Regions from separate parts of the Homo sapiens genome. Here regions 2 and 3 are each linked to region 1. The links are chromatin loops, found by intact Hi-C in ENCODE. Cell type or tissue: Caco-2. All regions are shown on one strand.

Region 1 (2,500 bases):
GTGATTAGATGTTTCTCTCTTGCCCATTTTAGAATTTTTTTCTATCTTGTTGACTTTGTATAGTCTGACGACTATATTCCTTGATGAGTTCCTTCTTGCAATGTATCTCCCAAGAATTCTTTAAATATATTGTATCTGGATGTCTAGAACTTTAACAAGACCAGAAAAGTTTTTCTCAATTATTCCCTAGAATATATTTTCCATATGTTTTATTTTACAATTTTTCTGTTATCTCTGGAATAGTTACTACTTATAGTTTTGAAGGCTTTACATAATCCAATATTTATCAAAAGCTTTTTTTAAAATCTCTTTTGAATTTTTGTTCAAATAGGTTAATTTGAAAGACCTGCCATCTAGTTCTAAAATCTTTTATTTTGCTTATACTAGCCTATTGTTAAAGCTTACAGCTATATTTTGTAATTCTGTCAACACATCTTTTTTTCAGAAGTTTTATAAAACCATATATGTCTCTTCTTTCATATTCTGAATTGTTTTATGATTTATTTGTATTGGCTTTCAATTTTCTTTTGGGTCTCATTAAATTTCTTTAAAATAAACATTTTGAATTCTTTATTTGGTATTTCAAAGATTTCATTTTAATTAGGATCCATTGCTGGGCAGTTAGTGTTTTAACACTCTGTGTTTTCATTCTTCCAGGATTATCTCTCTGGTTCCTTCTTATCTGATTAGCTATCTCCTCTTCTCATTTTTGGATTTGCTTTCATTTGAGTAAGATTTTCCCCCTTGAGGGTGTGGCTATAATATGCATTGTGTAGAGTTCTTTGGCTTTGGTTCCAGGTGCTTTAGTGGCAAAGACTATGTAAGTTTCTTGGTTATAGATATCTTTTGTATGGTGACTTTCTTAAATGCTAGTTGTAGTAGCAATTTGCTGGACATGTGAGTGTGCTCACTGCCTCCTGTGGAGTCAGAATGGGGAGGTCTCAGGAAGCTTATCTCATTCCCTAGTGCTGTGCACTGGTGTCAGATTTTTTGTTTGGTTGTGCAGCTTGATGTCTACACCAGTAGGTGGCAATATGGGTTGGATCTGGCTGCAGTCAACACACATCTCCCTATGCATGATCTTTGTTAACCTTGAGAAGCTCACTGTTGCCTCAGCCAATGGTGTGTCCTGTGAAATGGATAGTAGTCTCAGTTCCCAGCTTAGCCCTGGAGTGGGGAACCAAGCTGAATGGGGCTATGCCAAGCAGGCTCGCCTACATGTCACCCAATGGCAGGTGCAAACACCAGCTCCAAGGGGTGGGTATCTGATGGGCAGCTGCCAAGTGCCCAGACAAGTGCCAAGGTGTAGAGTGGAGATAACTCCACTGTCCCAAGTTGGCTCTCCAGGAAGGGAGGGGCAGCCTGAATTCATAATCTAGAAGAGTGAGTGTTCCAAATGCCCGGATATATGTCTGGGCATGGAGCAGAGGGGGTTCCAATGTATCCAGATCTCCACATGAAAAGGGAGAGTCAGCCCAGGCTTTTCCTCCAGGCAAGTGAGTACATTAAATGCTTGGAAGTACGCCTGGGTGTGGAGCAGAGATGGTACTGCAGCACCAAAATCTATGCACAGAAAGGGAGGAGAGGCTCAGATTCTAATCCAAGCAAGCAGCTGTGCTGAATGCCTGGAATTATGCCTGAGTGTGGATGGAAGAGGGCGCCACTGTACCAAGATTTCCGACCTGGAGAGAGGGATGACACAGGCTTCTAATCCAGTCAAGATAGTGGACTGAATGGTTGGAATTATGCCGGGGCATAGAGCAGACAGGGTGCCACTGCACTAAGATCTCTTCGCAGGAAGGAAAGGGCAATTCAGTCACCTAATCCAGGTGAGCAGGTATGCCAGTTGCCTGGAAATATGTCACCCGGCAAGAAGTAGAGTAGCTGCTGCAGAGCAGAGGAACTGCTGCTACAACTAGGTCTTTGCAGGGGAAGGGAAGGGCAGCTCAGGCCCCTATTTCAGGGAAGCAAGTGCTCTGAATGCCTGGAAATGTGCCCAGGCATCGAGCAGCGGGGGTGACACTAGATTAAGTTATTTGCAAGGGAATAAAGATGTGGCTCACGCTCCCATCTAAGTGAGCACAAATGGGATCCACCTCCCTCCCACTCCTCAGTATTGGTGGTGAACAGTCTTCTGACTAACTAGGATAACAGGCTGGGGCATCCAGTAATGACATATGCAGATGGTCCCTATGCCACAAAGCTGTTTCTCCTGGCCACAAATCACCCTGCCCAAGATAAACCATGGCTTCAGCAACTGTCCTCCCACTCCAGTCCAATGACAGGAGATAGCACAATTTTAGCACTTACTCTGGGGGTGCACTGCAACAGCCACTCAGTTCTGGCTGTGGGGGGCTCTTCCCCCACTACAGAACAAGCACTCCAATTTCTGGGCAGAGATTAAAATATCTACGGTGGCCACTACAGCTGGGTTGTCAAACACTGACTGACTTTGTCATGAGCCTGAATTGAAAATGGCATCCTTCCTTCAGTCCCACAT
Region 2 (2,500 bases), 830 kb after region 1:
TTAGCCAATTTGAACATCCTCTACATATGAAGAACTGTGCTGGACATTTACAAAAATTATCTACTATTGCTAATGGATATGTGTATATATTAGTTGATTTGCTTCAATAGTATACTGTAATTGAAAGTTTCAATTGCTTATAAGTTATTCAAGCATATATGAAGATAACATACAGATATATAGTTAAAAATAGTGCAATCTGAAACTTTCACAATTACTCTTAGGAGATTAGTGTTCAGTACTGAAATTAATGAAATGATATTATCTCAATATGCATATGCAAATATGAATAAGTAGTTAAGCTCAACAATAGCATAAGCAAAAGATTATGATAATAAGTTCCATTATCTGAATTAATGAATGGCTCACCTCACTTGATAAGGTCACGTTGAGTCCCAGTGCATCTCGTAGTACAATTTTATCATTCAGCTCTATGAATCTGCTTAACTATTTCTGTATATTTTAACAAGAAATAAAAATCACAAAGAGATAAAGGTAAGTTGCCTGTGGGAGCCTGAAAAAAAAAAATCAACCAGAATAACAAATTCTTCTTGGTTTAGAATATTCCCAAGTTGTATGCTTTTTATTTTTTTTTCAATGATTCACCATGCAGGTATTTAAATAATAAAGGAGGCATTTAAATGTTTCTTTGATTTAAATCCCTATTTTAATCTCTAGTTAAGGTTCCTCAAATTTCTTGTCTCATACATCTAGTGATTAACAAAATTATATACATGGTGACATACACATAAGATCTATGAGGACCTCACTTACTGAATATTCAAATGTGATTATTGTATTACTCTCTACCTCTGTGAGTTCCCTAAAAGGGAAACTGTGTGCCCTGAAAATAAATTTATGTGTGATTTTGTCAAATTATCCTTGGAGATAGAACCTGGAAGCAAAACATATTACAATGCCAAATGTGTTTCTCAAAAGGCCAAATAAATTAAATCTTCTTCAGGGAAAACATATAAAGGCTGGATCACAACATCCATGCTCTGCATTCAGACTTAAAGCACCAAAGTTATACAAAACTGAGTAGCCCTATCAAATCATTTCATTATTCCCTGCTAATTACACTAAAACCTCTATACTTTTCAAAGCATTTTTATTTTGTCTTCTAAATGTTAGTAGTTTAAAAATAACCATGATTTAAGCCATTATTACTATATTCTTAGCTATTATATACATAACAAAATCTCTTACTCACCCCAATTAGAGGAAGTTGCAGACACAGGTTACGGCATAGGGCAAAAAGGTTGCTGCCTAATTGAAAAAAGATGCTGTCCAGGGACCTATAAATAGCTCTTTAAAAACCTCCACCTTTGCTATCATTTTCATTCAATTTATGACTTTTAAAACTGCAGTTCCAAAACTGGGTGCCAGAGTGCCTTGGGGCACTACCATGAATTAACAGGAGCACTGAGGGATATTTTAAAGTTTCTAGGAAAACAGAGTGACATCTATTGGGCACCAGGCAAGTTACAACTGTTAACATGGGAGCTTACTACTTAATACATGAAGCTGATAGCTTTGTGCTTTGTTTTTATTTAACTTAGGTGCTTTGTGAGAAAAAACAAGAACAAAAGCAAAAAAACCTGAGACACTAAAGGTGTCATGAACTCAGAGATTTTCAGAACCACTGTTTTATACATAATTTCAGTACAACGTGCAGTGAAGCCTCAAGCTTCATAGTGAAGCATGCTAAGATCAATTTTTAAAGAAAGCATATATAATTTTAAAAATTATTTGTTTCATAAATAACTGCAATTTATTACTAAAAAATGATAAAATGACTTAATGAACATATGCCAAAAAAATAAGAAATTATAGAGATGTATCTTTATGACATCTATGTAAAGGAAAATTTTATAAAGAGATTATTAAAGATGCTGATTATAAAATTTAAAAATGTTAACTTCAACACAATACAATTTAAAACTTTTATCCATCACAAGACATAAAGTAGAAAGTACACAACAAACTGATAAAGGTATTTTCAGTAATATAATAATTAGTATCTAAACCATATAAAATTCTTATAAATTAATGAGAAAAGCAATCCAATAGGAAAAAATGGGGAGCAAAAATAATAAGCAAGCATTTCAGCAAAAGTAAATTATAAATGGTTAAAAAAGAAACAATTCTTAAACATAGAAAATGCAAATTAAAAGCACACTGAGATTTTATTTTATGCCATTTGATGGGCAAAAATTATTGTTCGATCATACCAAACTTTGGCAGAACAAGCAACTATGTGGGCACCAATATACTCATACCGGTAGTATAAATAGGTATAATTACTTTGAAAAATGATTTGGCATTATCTTGTAAATTCGAGCATGTGACAATCTTATAACCCAGCAATTTTTTCTTATTTTTTTACCTTAGAATAACTCATACACATGCCTCAAAAAAGTATACAAAATGAAATTTAAAACAGCATTATTTTTGTAACAGCAAAAACAGAAATAGCAGAGTATCTATAGACAAAGGA
Region 3 (2,500 bases), 160 kb after region 1:
TTGAGTGAAATCTAGTATGAAGCCTTAAAAATTGTCCAAGCATTATTAACTATTAAAATATTTCAAACGAGTCTTTGGAAACACATTTTTATTGGAGGAATTTTGAGGCATGTTCATAAAGTAATGTTTAGAGAAGGTTAACAACAAACAACAAGGTAAATGTATAATATGTTTATCAATTCTTTTTATGTCTTTCTTTTAGAATTTTTTGAACTCAAGATTTAAAAAGTACTTTTATAACAATGTGTTGATTTTTTTTCTGCATTTGGGTAATTTCTTTATGTCACTTTGCTGTTGGTTGAATTTCTAAAATCATCCATCTGACATACAAATGAATTGAAATTTGGTGAATTAGATCAATATTGTCTTAATACTTATTCTGGTATAATAAGTCAGATTTGAATGCAAAGATAATGAGAAAATAAAGCCCAGTATATCAAGTCAATGTGCATGCACATATCAGGCTGTGTTTGCTAATTTGTCCAATGGTGGTTAACATTAAGTACAGTCACAACACTTGCCTACACAGAGCACCACAGAACAATTGCTAGGAATTAAGTGACATATGTTTAAATTCATTCACATGAGATATTTTGAGCAGCTCTTGGTTACAATTAATTGTTGCATTAATGTACATAACTTTGTTGTCTAATTTGCTAAAAAGAATGAAATTGGAAACAGCTCAGTTTTTAATAAATTCTTGCAAAGTCAGTGATAGGTCAAACTTAGATAAATCATATTCGACAAGGAAACTATGGTATAGGGAGTGAGTGCTACATTAATTTCAGTCTCACTTTTCTGTCTTATCTACCACACACACATAAAATAACACAAATGCCTTTTTTAAAAGTGGGAACAATGAAACAATAAAAATTCAATGCTAATGGAATTTGTCAATTCTAAAACAATAAAATATTCAGAGCAATGAAGGCAGTTGCCTGTCATTGGTAAAAAATAGAGGAGGAAAATCAATATTTATTTATCTGAAAGAAACAACTCTGGCTTGTAATATTGATATTTTCAACAGGATGAAAAAGCTTTTCACAGAAAGACTTCACTTAAAAAAAAACCTAAAAGGTATTCTATGCATTAGGTTGATCAGATATTTTAAAGGAATATAAAGTTTCCTATGTTTACTATAAAATGTCATATTTCTAAACATTATTATAATTGGCTGTGTTGTGTTATAGAGATTAATCAGTTCCAACTACATGTATTTAGTTCAACAAGTAAGTGTGCTTAAATAGATTTTTTTCTTCTGTGAGGCAAACAAAAAAAAGCTTCTTATCCTGAGCTCTCAGCCCAAGATACCTGCTGATCACAGCAATTATTGTTGGCACCTTGAACAAATCTCTGTTTTCTACTTTGGCCTGCCGCCCTTGGGGACACATCTATGGATTAGAGAGGCTCTGCTGTGGGTGACTTTTGGTTGTTATTTAACTTTGATGCAGCTGAAATCTCTTTAACTAATGCTAGCTTGCTGACCTTTGGCTCCAAGTAGAAGGAATTTATTTGAAAATGAAATGCATCTTGGGACATTCCCTAGTGTTAGAACCTTGATCTAAAAATGTAGCATTGTTTGCTCTCCATTGATCTCTACTTTCAGTGTATTCTGTGACCTAACGTCATTTTAATAGCTATCATTTCCTGTTAAGATCAAACAGGGTTAAAATGAACCGACACCAAATACTTGTTTCTTTATTAATTTTATTTGAAATACTTCTGCAGTTGACACCAATATAAATGTTCACTTTCACTAAAACACCATTTTATTCCAAAAACTGTCAGCTTTTTCTAACAAGATAGATGCACATTATCTTATGAGTTTCTGTTTTCTTCATTTCAATTACATATTAAATATATTTTCAGGTTGAAAAAGGTTTGGTTATGCCAAGAAAATAAATACTTAGAATACATAGAAGCATCTTTATTAATAGATATATTTGAATAAAAGGAAAGTGAAGAGGTGAATAAAATCTATTGGGTGATATTTTAGCACTTAAAAGAAATACAATAATTAAATCTTTACTAATAAATTGTCTATGACTAATAGTATGTATTCATATGATTTTGTCCAAACATTAAGTACTATGATGTGATAAATGAACACTTTTTATGATAAAATCAGCGTTTTTGAGAGGATAAATTATTTATGTAACACCATCAATTTGTAAAGATATAGCTAATATTATGGTGTCAGTCTTTCTGCATTCCTGAGTTTTTTTTATTCATTTAGTCACAAAGACTCTCTCATAAACATATTTTAGTCCATCATTCTTTGCACCAATCAGGCCATTGAATACTTGGGCCACTCTGATTGGCCACAAACCCAAGAAGAGGTAATCCTGGATTTTCAACTGGCCTGATCATGATCTTGACTCTCTGATGACATAATTTAGTATCTGATAGGCCTGATTCTTCAGGTGAATCCTTTTATACTCTCTGGAATTCAGGTGAAGTAAAACTTCCCACAGCAAGGAACATGCTAATCTTTTAGGCT

Evidence for each region. Hi-C counts contacts between places; a loop is a spot of excess contacts. Peaks named below come from ENCODE experiments on the same cell type or tissue, not always from the same donor. Only the 100,000 strongest peaks of a DNase experiment are listed, where the experiment ranks them.
Region 2: it touches region 1 in a loop (15-fold over the local background); 7 of 110 quality-filtered maps call a loop at or near these places.
Region 3: it touches region 1 in a loop (8-fold over the local background); 2 of 110 quality-filtered maps call a loop at or near these places.

Annotation. Positions count from the first base shown.
Region 1 is chr2:193,583,341-193,585,840 of GRCh38, reverse strand. No RefSeq gene overlaps it. Among named protein-coding and RNA genes, the nearest start is that of LINC01821, 760 kb to the left of the region's middle. RefSeq lists a silencer at 972-1,101. In Caco-2, CTCF peaks have their summits at 1,034 (motif pointing right) and 1,642; DNase peaks (open chromatin) are centred at 1,020 and 1,660.
Region 2 is chr2:192,748,742-192,751,241 of GRCh38, reverse strand. PCGEM1 (PCGEM1 prostate-specific transcript) reads right to left here and starts at 1,397. Exons shown (of 4, transcript NR_152587.1): 1 at 1,214-1,397; 2 at 370-453. In Caco-2, a CTCF peak has its summit at 1,449 (motif pointing left); no DNase peak of the experiment used is centred here.
Region 3 is chr2:193,427,527-193,430,026 of GRCh38, reverse strand. No RefSeq gene overlaps it. Among named protein-coding and RNA genes, the nearest start is that of PCGEM1, 680 kb to the right of the region's middle. In Caco-2, no CTCF peak of the experiment used is centred here; a DNase peak (open chromatin) is centred at 1,386.